Regions from separate parts of the Homo sapiens genome. Here region 2 is linked to region 1. Evidence: read pairs that join two places in POLR2A ChIA-PET (ENCODE). Cell type or tissue: A673. All regions are shown on one strand. Each heading gives the region's core, and the rest is flanking DNA. Links, peaks and the distances in the headings are about the cores only.

Evidence for each region. Peaks named below come from ENCODE experiments on the same cell type or tissue, not always from the same donor. Only the 100,000 strongest peaks of a DNase experiment are listed, where the experiment ranks them.
Region 2: POLR2A ChIA-PET joins it to region 1 with 11 read pairs; 16 of 35 experiments call an interaction of 5 or more read pairs at or near these places.

What each region holds. Positions count from the first base shown.
Region 1 is chr16:69,177,441-69,182,815 of GRCh38, forward strand. No RefSeq gene overlaps it. Among named protein-coding and RNA genes, the nearest start is that of SNTB2, 7.0 kb to the right of the region's middle. In A673, for the core only: no CTCF peak of the experiment used is centred there; DNase peaks (open chromatin) are centred at 1,991 and 2,361; H3K27ac peaks cover 1,773 bases.
Region 2 is chr16:69,232,534-69,237,908 of GRCh38, forward strand. All of the region lies in intron 1 of SNTB2 (syntrophin beta 2), which reads left to right. Among named protein-coding and RNA genes, the nearest start is that of SNTB2, 48 kb to the left of the region's middle. In A673, for the core only: no CTCF peak of the experiment used is centred there; no DNase peak of the experiment used is centred there.

The DNA of each region.
Region 1 (5,375 bases), core at 293-5,292:
TCCCAAAGTGCTGGGATTATAGGCGTGAGCCACTGTGCCAGACCAGAAATTTATTTTCTCATAGTTCTGGAGGCTAAAGGTCTGAGATTGAGATCAAGGTGTCAGCAGGATTTTTTGTTTGTTTGTTTGTTTGTTTGTTTTTGGTGGTGGTGGTTGTTTTGAGACAGAGTCTCACTCTGTTGCCCAGGCTGGAGTGCAGTGGAGCAATCTTGGATCACTGCAACCTCCGCCTTCCAGGTTCAAGTGATTCTCCTACCTCAGCCTCCTGAGTAGCTGGGATTACAACCATGCAACACCATGCCCAGCTAATTTTTGTATTTTTAGTAGAGATGGAGTTTTACCATGTTGGCCAGGCTGGTCTTGAACTCTTGACCTCAAGTGATCTGCCAGCCTCAGCCTCCCAAAATGCTGAGATTACAGATGTGAGCCATCGTGCCTGGCCTTGTTTTTTAGCTTTTTGTTTTTTGGTAGAGACGAGGTCTTGCTATATTGCCCAGGCTGGTGTCGAACTCCTGGACTCAAGTGATCCTCCTGCCTCCTGATGTGCTGTGGTTACAGGCATGAGCCACCACGCCAGGCTGGATTGGTTTCTTCTGAGGCCTCTCTCCTTGCCTTGTAAATGACCATCTTCTCCCTTCATCTTCCCATGGTCTTCCCTCCATGCATGTATCTCTGCCCTCATCTCTTCTTATAAGGAAAACAGTCAAACTGGATTAGGGCCCACCCCAGTGACCTCATTTTAACTCAGTTACCTCTTTAAAGATTCAATCTCCAGGCTGGGTGTGGTGGCTCACACCTGTAATCCCAGCACTGTGGGAGGCCAAGGCAGCCGTATCGCCTGAGGTCAGGAATTCGAGACCAGCCTGGCCAACATGGTAAAACCCCGTCTCTACTAAAAATACAAAAATTAGCTGGGCATGATGGCAGGCATTTGTAATCTCAGCTACTCGGGAGGCTAAGGCAGGAGAATTGCTTGAACCCAGGAAGCGGAGGTTGCAGTGAGCCGAGATGGTGCCATTGCACTCCAGTCTGGGCAACAAGAGGGAAACTTCATCTCAAAAAAAAAAAAAAAGAGGCCGGGCACGGTAGCTCACGCCTGTAATCCCAGCACTTTGGGAGGCCAAGGCGGGCGCATCACGAGGTCAGGAGATCGAGACCATCCTGGCTAACACGATGAAACCCCGTCTCTACTAAAAATAAAAAAATTAGCCGGGCGTGGGGGCAGGTGCCTGTAGTCCCAGCTACTCGGGAGGCTGAGACAGGAGAATGGCATGAACCCAGGAGGCGGAGCTTGCAGTGAGCTGAGATCAGGCCGCTGCACTCCAGTCTGGGCGACACAGCGAGACTCCATCTCAAAAAAAAAAAAAAAAAAAAAAAAAAAAAAAAAAAGAACTGGTGAAGGGGGAAAGTAGACTTTTAATTTAATTTTTATTTTTTTATTTTTTTTGAGACAGTCTCGCTTTGTCACCCAGGCTTGAGTGCAGTGGCACGATCATGGCCCACTGCAACCTCCGCCTCCCGGGTTCAAGCGATTCTCCTGCCTCAGCTTCCCAAGTAGCTGGGATTACAGGTGCCTGCCACCATGGCTGGCTAATTTTTGTATTTTTAGTGGAGACAGGGTTTCACCACGTTGACCAGGCTGGTCTCGAACCCCTGACCTCAAATGATCCACCCACCTCGGCCTCCCAAAGTGCTAGGATTACAGGCGTGAGCCACCGTGCTGGGCTGACTTTTATTTTTAGATATTATTTGAATTTCATGACAAATTATGTAATTTCCATGATTGTCAATAAAAAAAAGAAAAAAGAAAACACTGGTGATTTTCCGTAACTAAGTGGATTCAATGAAACTAAACTTCTATTTAGTGTGTCCTTGCTAATATTTTCCTTTAAAAAGTCACAGTGCTACAAAACTGTCACCAGCTGCTGCTTATTAGGAATGTGGTTAGCAGATGTGGGTTTTCATAGTCATGCTGTATGAGATCGTTAGTCCATTTTTGCGGGTTTCAGATGGTTAGTGATTTATCTTGGTGGGATGAATTAAAAATGTGCTTGCATCAGCTAAAGGACATATGCACCTTTCTCTCTTTCGTGACATGTTTGTGCTGGAGTGAAAATATATTGCAGGATATTTCTACTGGAAGGTAAAGTAGTACTATTCATTGAAAAGGATAACTGATCCTGCTGCCTTCTTAGTGGGGAAGAGTTATGCATAGATAATTTTTCAAAGCTGGATGTTGGATCAGTTATTTTATAAGCTTATTTCTCCCTTTGGCTTCTTCCTTAGTAGTAATTGAGTGGCTCCTGCTTTTGTTCCTCTGGCATCAGGCCACCTTTGTGGCAGTGACCTTCAGGCTTGCTAAGGGCTGCAATTTTGCTTGAGGCCCTCCTTCCTTATGAAATTACACAACACTCAAACGTTGGAACCAGCCCCAGATCCACTAATTCTTTTCCTTTGACGGACTCTTGGCAATCTATACTGTCTTTCAGCCAAAGTGTAGCTTTATACAAGATCTGTTTGTCACCGAAATTAATTTGGCCATTTGCCCTTTAAGCATGGCATCAAATGGTGTTATGGCATACTCATTCCTAGATAAAGTATAGACTAGCAGCTGGAGAGTTTCTTTTTTTTTTTCTTCCTTCCTTCCTTCCTCTTTCTTCTTTTCCCTCCCTTCCTTCTTTCCTTCCTTCCCTCCCTCCTTTCTTGCTCTCTCTTCTCTTCCCTCCCTCCCTCCCTGCCTGCCTGCCTCCCTTCCTCTCTCTTCCCTCCCTCCCTCCTTCCCTCCCTTCCTTCCTTCCTTCCTTCCTTCTTTTTGAGACAGGGTCTCACTGTGTCACCCAGGCTGGAGTGCAGTGGTCTGATCACAGCCCACTACAGCCTTGAACTCCTGGGCTCAAGTGATCCTCCCACCTTAGGCTACCTAGTAGCTAGGACTACAGGTGCCCACCACCACACCCAGTTAGTTTTTGTATTTTTTATAGAGATGGGGTTTTGCCACATTGCCCAGTCTGGGCTCAAGTGATCCTCCTGCCTCGGCCTCCCAAAATGCTAGGATTATAGGCTTGAGCCACTGTGCCCAGCCAAGAGTTTCTATCAAAGGTTTTATTGTTGGTGCTGCTGAAAGTCAACTGGTAATAACAGCAATGGGTACTCATTTATTTATTTATTTATTTATTTGAGATGGAGTCTTGCTCTGTCCCCCAGGCTGGAGTGCAGTAGCACGATCTCGGCTCACTGCAACCTCCGCCTCCCAGGTTCAAGCAATTCTCCTGCCTAAGCCTTCTGAGTAGCTGGGACTACAGGTGCATGCCACCATGCCCAGCTAATTTTTTTGTGTGTTTTTAGTAGAAATGGGGTTTTTGTATTTTTAGTAGAGATGGGGTTTCACCGTGTTAGCCAGGATAGTCTCGATCTCCTGACCTCATGATCAGCCCGCCTCAGCCTCCCAAAGTACTGGGATTGCAGGTGTGAACCACTGTGTCCAGCCTTTATTTTTTATTTATTTTTATTTTTATTTTGTTATTTACTTTTTGAGATGGAGTCTCACTCTTTCGCCAGGCTGGAGTGCAGTGGCGCAATCTCGGCTCACTGCAACCTCTAACTCCCTGGTTCAAGCGATTCTCCTGCCTCAGCCTCCCGAGTAGCTGGGATTATAGGCATGCACCACCACGCCCAGCTAATTTTTGTATTTTTAGTAGAAACGGGGTTTCACCATGTTGGCCAGGATGGTCTCGATCTCCTGACCTTGTGATCCACCCGCCTTGGCCTCCCAAAGTGCGGGATTACAGGCGTGAGCCACCGTGCCCGGCCCTTTCATTTATTTTTTGAGACAGAGTCTCACTCTGTTGCCCAGGCTGGAGTGCAATGGCGTGATCTCAGCTCACTATAACCTCTGCCTCCTCAGTTCAAGCGATTCTCGTCCCTCAGCCTCCTGAGTAGCTGGGATTATAGGCATGCACCCCTACACCAGGCTAATTTTTGTATTTTTAGTAGAGACAAGGTTTCATCATGTTGGCCAGGCTGGTCACAAACTCCTGGCCTCAAGCGATCTGCCTGCCTCGGCCTCCCAAAGTGCTGGGATTACAGGTGTGAGCCACTGTGCCTGGCCGCCATTTCCTTTTTTTAGAGGTAAAGTAACATGACTCTTCAAAGAGTGATCATAGCTTGTCTCACTGTCCTTAAGAAACTGTGGAAACAGATGTGCGCTCTTTTTATTTCAGATTTCATTATCCACAGTAAGTAGATTTCCACTGACTCCTTGAGATTTCCTAGATGGTAATTTTCACTCTGCAAGGAACCAATAACCTTCAGAGGAATTATTTGAAAGGACTATAGCGCAGAAGGCACTGAATCTCAATCAATCATATGTTTAATGAGTTCCTTCTCTGCAAGGTAATCTTTTTGGAATAGTGGGGAATAAATATAAGTTGATGGGTGGTCCCTGCCCTCCTGTAGTTTATAATCTACTTGGCCAAACAAGCCAGGAACAGAATTAAATTGTTCAAAGGAAAATTCCCAATGAACTGAGGAGTCAGGCAAAGCTGAAATGAAAGCTTGCTAGGTGGTAAGGGAATTCGGCCGGAGGAGGCAGGAGGTGTCTGGAAAGAAGGACTTAGACAACGTGCAAGACATCATTGGGACACATTGACTGAATGAGTTGGGCTCATCTGAAGGTAGTGATGAAAGGCAATGTTGAAAAGTTCATTTCGGTTCTGATGGAAGGCCTTGCAGATACAGCTTGACAGTTGGGGGATTTTTTTTTTTATGGACATATTTAAAAATAATCTTTTTTTTTTTGAGATGGAGTCTTGCTCTGTCGCCCAGGCTGGAGTGCAGTGGCACGATCTCGGCTCACTGCAACCGCCACCTCCCGGGTTCAAGTGATTCTCCTGCCTCAGCCTCCTGAGTAGCTGGGACTACAAGTGCATGTCACCACGCCCAGCTAATTTTTGTATTTTTAGTAGAGATGGGGTTTCACCATGTTGCCCAGGATGGTCTGGATCTCCTGACCTCGTGATCCCCCCGCCTCGGCCTCCCAAAGCTCTGGGATTACAGGCATGAGCCATCATGTCCAGCCTGAAAATAATCTTTAAAGGAAAAATTATCAAGTAATCCCAATACCAATCTATCTCCATTAGCTACTTCCAGGGTTAAATATTTTGTTATATAACTTGCTGTCTTATGTAAGTGCCCTCACTATTAGTTAGCAGATCTGTGACTTACTCCAACTCTATTGGCAAAAAGGTCTTGATAGTCTTGCAGAGAATTCCCAGCACTTCCCTTCTGCTAATAAAGGTGTCCTCAAGTGCCCAACTCCTGGGTAATTACAAATGCAAAAGTGTTAAAAATAGCACTCATACTCTAAGGAATCAGCT
Region 2 (5,375 bases), core at 11-5,010, 55 kb after region 1:
ACGGAGTCTCGCTCTGTTGCCAGGCTGGAGTGCAGTGGCCCCATCTTGGCTCGTTGCAACCTCTGCCTCCCGGGTTCAAGCGATTCTCTTGCCTCAGCCTCCCGAGTAGCTGGGACTACAGGCGTGCGCCAACACACCCAGCTAATGTTTGTATTTTTAGTAGAGATGGGGTTTCACCATGTTGGCCAGGATGGTCTCGATTTCTTGACTTCGTGATCCGCCCACCTCAGCCTCCCAAAGTACTGGGATTACAGGTGTGAGCTACTGCCCCCAGCCAAAAGGCCATAATTTTTAAATCCTGAAATTTTAATTGCTGGGGACAAATTTCAGAGCTACCTTATTTTTTGGTTTCTTTGGACTTATTTCACTATAGCTCAGAGGTTTAAAATTATACTTGAATTTTTTTGTTATCCCAGTAGTAATTTGAGATCTTCAAAAAAGGATATTTCTCCTACTTTTATTGATTTGGACCAGAGCTTAGGTTGGAACAGAGAAGGAAAGATGGATAATGAACTGAACTGAAAATTCCAAGATCACCATAAACCTAAATCACATCTTAGAAATCTGGGAGACACTACTGCTTCTTAGGGCATGCTTGGTTTTCTTGTTGACAACTTTTCCCCCCTCATGCCTAGCAAGAGGAAAGGAACTAACTTCACAGAGTTAAATGACAAGGCAATAAAGGGAAATTAAGTGTGACTTTAGATATGCTGGTACATCAAGAACTCAAATTCAATTTGTGTGAGATATGAGGTTCTGGTGACTGTCCTGTGACTCTCCACTGTTATCACAAATCACCCCTCCCAGTTCTTCAGACAAAATAAAAGCATTAAGAGACATGGATTTCCTGGTTTTAAGTAGAAGAAAATAATAATATCCTGCATTTGTTGAGACAGGAGATCAAGATTGGGTGGGTATATATACCATTTTTCACCTATTAAAATAGCAAGGGTTATTTTAAGTGGGATTACTTCATGTTGGCAAGTGTACTGACATGGATGTGCTTATATATGGCAGGTGGGAGCATAAAAATGATACAGATTTTAGGGGGGAGGAATTTGGCAGTACTTACCATGATGCTTAAATATTACTTTGACCCAGTAATTTCTCTGCTGAAAAAGATGTTCAGTGTAGTGTTAACTAAACTAAGTTCCCTTGCCAAGTGTGGTATCTCAATACTTGTAATCCCAGCACTTTGGGAGGCTAAGGCAGAAGGATCACTTGAGGCCAGAAGTTCAAGACCATCCTTGGCAACATAGCAAGACCCCACTGTCTCTGCAAAAAACAAAAAAAACTAGCCAGGTACAGTGGTGCATACCTGTAGTCCTAATTACTCAAGCGGCTGAGGCAAGAAGATCCCTTGAGCCTAGGAGTTTGAGGCTGCAGTGAGCTATGATTGTGCCCCTGCAGTCCCGCCTGGACAACAGAATGAGCTATGATTGTGCCACTGCACTCCGACCTGGACAACAAAGTGAGACTCTGTCTCTTTTAAAAAAAGGAAAAAAGAAAAAAACAAGGGCCAGGCATGGTGACTGCGCCTATAATCCCAGCACTTTGGTAGGCCGAAGCAGCAGATTGCTTGAGCCTAGGAGTTCAAGACCAGCATGGGCAACATGGCGAAACCCTGTCTCTACAAAAAAGTTACAAAAATTAGCTGGGTGCTGTGGTGTGTGCCTGTAATCCCAGCTACTAGGGAGCCTAAGGTGGGAGGATCGCTTAAGCCTGGGAGATTGAGGCTGTAGTAAGCCGTGGTTGTACCACTGGACTCCAGCCTGGGCAAGAGAGTGAGATTTTGTCTCACAAGAACCCAAAAAACTAAGTGGCCAATAATTAGGGAATGCCTAAATAAATTATGGTAAACACACAATATGGAATACTATATAGCTATTTTTAAATGATAGTTGTGAAGAGTTTATATAACATGGAGAAATGTTTGTTCCTTTGTTAAGTGTGGGACTAAAAAGTCTGGAAGAAAATACAGTGTAATTAGGAATTTTTGTATTTATTTTCTTTTTCTTTTCAGTATTTCCAGTTTAATTATCTGAAAGGAAAGAATAAGGCCAGCCAATAAAGATTAGCTTTAATGGCTGTTCTCAAACAACTGATAAGGAAAGGAACAAAACCAGAGTACGGAGATGCAGAAGACATTATGTGTTATACAACTTGGTATTTTTTTTTTTTTTTTTCGAGACCAAGTCTCACTCTGTCACCTAGGCTGGAGTGCAGTGGCATGATCTTGTCTCACTGCATCTTCCACCTCCCAGGTTCAAGCAATTCTTCTGCCTCAGCCTCCCAGGTAGCTGGGATTACAGATGCCCGTCACCATGCCCAGCTAATTTTTATACTTTTAGTAGAGACGGGGTTTCACCATGTTGGCCAGGCTGGTCTCGAACACCTGACCTCAGGTGATCCACCCGCTCTGGCCTCCCAAAATGTTGGGATTACAGGTGTGAGCCACTGCGCCCGGCTCTCAACTTGGTTCTTTATTTATTTATTTATTTTTTGAGACGGAGTCTCTCCCAGGCTGGAGTGTGTGGTGCAATTTTGGCTCACTGCAGCCTCTGTCGCCTGGTTTCAAGCAATGCTCTTTGCCTCAGCCTCCTGAGTAGCTGGGATTACAGGCGCACGCCACCATGCCCAGCTAATTTTTTTTTTTTTTTCCAAAGTGGTAGGATTACAGGCATGAGCCACCGTTCCCGGACTTCAACTTGGTTCCGATGAGTGGTTTGGAACATCTTAGCCAGTTTTAATTTTACGTAGAATAGGTGAATGGGTGTCTTCCCTTCTTGTTCACTTCCTGGGCCTAGAACTATCCTAAGCATAAATGTTAAGGGGTTATCTCAAAACCCCTATAGTGTGTATCCATATTATTGAAACAATATTGAGTAACATTTTGTTCAAGCATTAGCCAATGTGATTGCCTTTCAGAACTCTGGGCTTTTCTCTGTAGTTTCTATATAGGTGGAGAAAGGTGGAGTTTTTTAGAGACTTTAATCACTGTAAATGTCCTTCAGAATACCTGCGAGAGTCCTAGAAATGAGACCAAAGTGGGGGAGGGGGGAACTAAAAGGAAGGGAAAGGAAGAAAGGCGGGAAGTGGGGAGCAGAAAGAAAGAAAACAAAACAAAAAACCCTGGCACCAATATGACAGCTTCAAACTGCTGTATCCCCAGGGCTAACAACATAGTACCAGGAATTTTTTTCTCTGCTTTCAGGCCTATAATGAGGAAATTTCTGTCTGACCAATATCAGGGGCACATCAGCTGCTGTACTAAGTTTCTTCAAATATCCTGGAATTGTGGTGAGTTTGAACCCGTTAGCTACCACTTCTACAACTGTTCTTGGAGTTGTGTGGATGCAGTCCCATTAGATATATATAGAATTACTGGTTTATCTGTGCTACATCTTAGTAAGCTCCCATTACTTTCGCATTAGGATTAATAGAGGTGGAATTTGAGATGTGCTTTGGGAAATGGGTATGATTTGGACACATGGAAGTGAAGAAGTGAGGGAATCAATATAAATAAGGACACAGGAAAAGTCAGAGTATACCTTTCTGCAAGTAGTTTACTGGGTTGTGGTGGCCTGTGGTTATGCTTGAAATCTTTTGGTGGGTTTTCTTGTGCAAGCAGTTTAGTAAGATATTTGAGGGGACAGAAGAGAAGAGATGGTTGGAAAGATGAATTTATACACAAGACTTTAGACTACATTCCTTAGGCAGTAGCAAACCATAGAGACTCTTTTAAATCGGGAGTGGCCTGGTATGAGTTGGGGTCTAGGACAATCAACCTGGTAACCTTGTGTAAAGGCATGAGAGAAGGGAAGAGGGTCTGGGCAAGGAGATCAGTTAAGAGGCCAGTACAGATACAAAGGGACAACTATTGTATGAGTCCACCTATGTGAGGTACCTAGAGTAGTCAAATTCATAAGGACAGAAAGTAGAATGGTGGTTGCCAGGGGATAGGGGAATGGGGAGTAATTGTTTAGTGGGTATAGAGTTTCAGTTTGGGAAAATGAAAAAGTTCTGGAGATGGCTGGTGGTTGTGGTTTCACAACAATGTGAATACTTAATGCACTGAACTGTACATGTAAAAAATATGGTTAAAATAGTAAACTTTATGTTGTGTATATTTTACAATTACAAAAAAAAAAAAAAGCAGCAGCAGCAGCAGCCACTACAGTGGCTGGTCTGAGTTAACCAAGGCATGTTGGCAGTGGAAACTGAGGGGAGTAGGTAGGCTAGAGAACAATTTCAGATGTGATTTGGCACCTGATTAGATGTAGCGGGTAGGGACAGAGAGTGGTCTGCAAAGGTTTAGAGAAGCATTTTCCAAACCTTGATCGAGCATGAGAATTAACCACCTGGGCAACCTTTAATAAAATACAGAAGAGTGTGCTTCACACCAGGCTAACTATAGTACTGGTTTAGATCCTGGGTGGCGAGAAAGATGATGATGCTAATCCTTATAACTACAAGAGTGAGCACAGGAGCAGGGGATAAAGGATAATGAAGATTAGTTCTTGTTTGGATATGTTGAATCTGAAGGATGGGGCAGCACCCAGGTGGTGGGATTGGGGCCAACAGGAGATATTGGTTCTAGAGAGCTGTGTCAAACTGGAGATCCAGCAGAAAGCTGACAGGGATGAGAGGATAAAGTGAGAAGTGCTAAAATCAGAGCCTTAGGAAACACCTGGATTATAGGGATAGGAGGAGAAAAAAGGCACTTAAAAAATAAATGGCCAGAAAGAAGGAATACAAAACAGCTGGTAGAGTGCATTGCCATACATATTGGAATGGTCGAGCATAAGGATTGAGAAAGGGCCTTTGGATTGGGTAAGAAAACATTGATAACCCTTTAGAATGCTGTTTTAATTCAGAAGAGATTAAGGAGTGAAAGGAGAAAATAGAAACAATAAGCAGAAATTGTTTTGTTTTGATTTTCAAGGAATGGTGAAGGGAGGGAAGAGCCAAGTCTGGGTTCATCAGGTCAAGGGAGTGCTTTTTCAGTTTGGATAAACTTGGTACTATTTTAGGCCAGCATTTCTTTTTTTTTCTTTCTTTCTTTCTTTCTTTTTTTTTTTTTTTTTGAGGCAGAGTTTTGCTCTGTTACCCAGGCTGGAGTGCAATGGTGCGATCTTGGCTCACTGCAACCTCCGCCTCCCCGGTTCAAGTGATTCTCCTGCCTCAGCCTCCCGAGTAGCTGGGATTACAGGCATGTGCCACCATGCCTGGCTAATTTTGTATTTTTTGAGTAGAGACGGAGTTTCTCCATGTGGTCAGGCTGGTCTTGAACTCCCGACCTCAGGTGATCCTCCTGCCTCGGCCTCCCAAAGTGCTGGGATTACCGGCATGAGCCACCATGCCTGTTAAGCCAG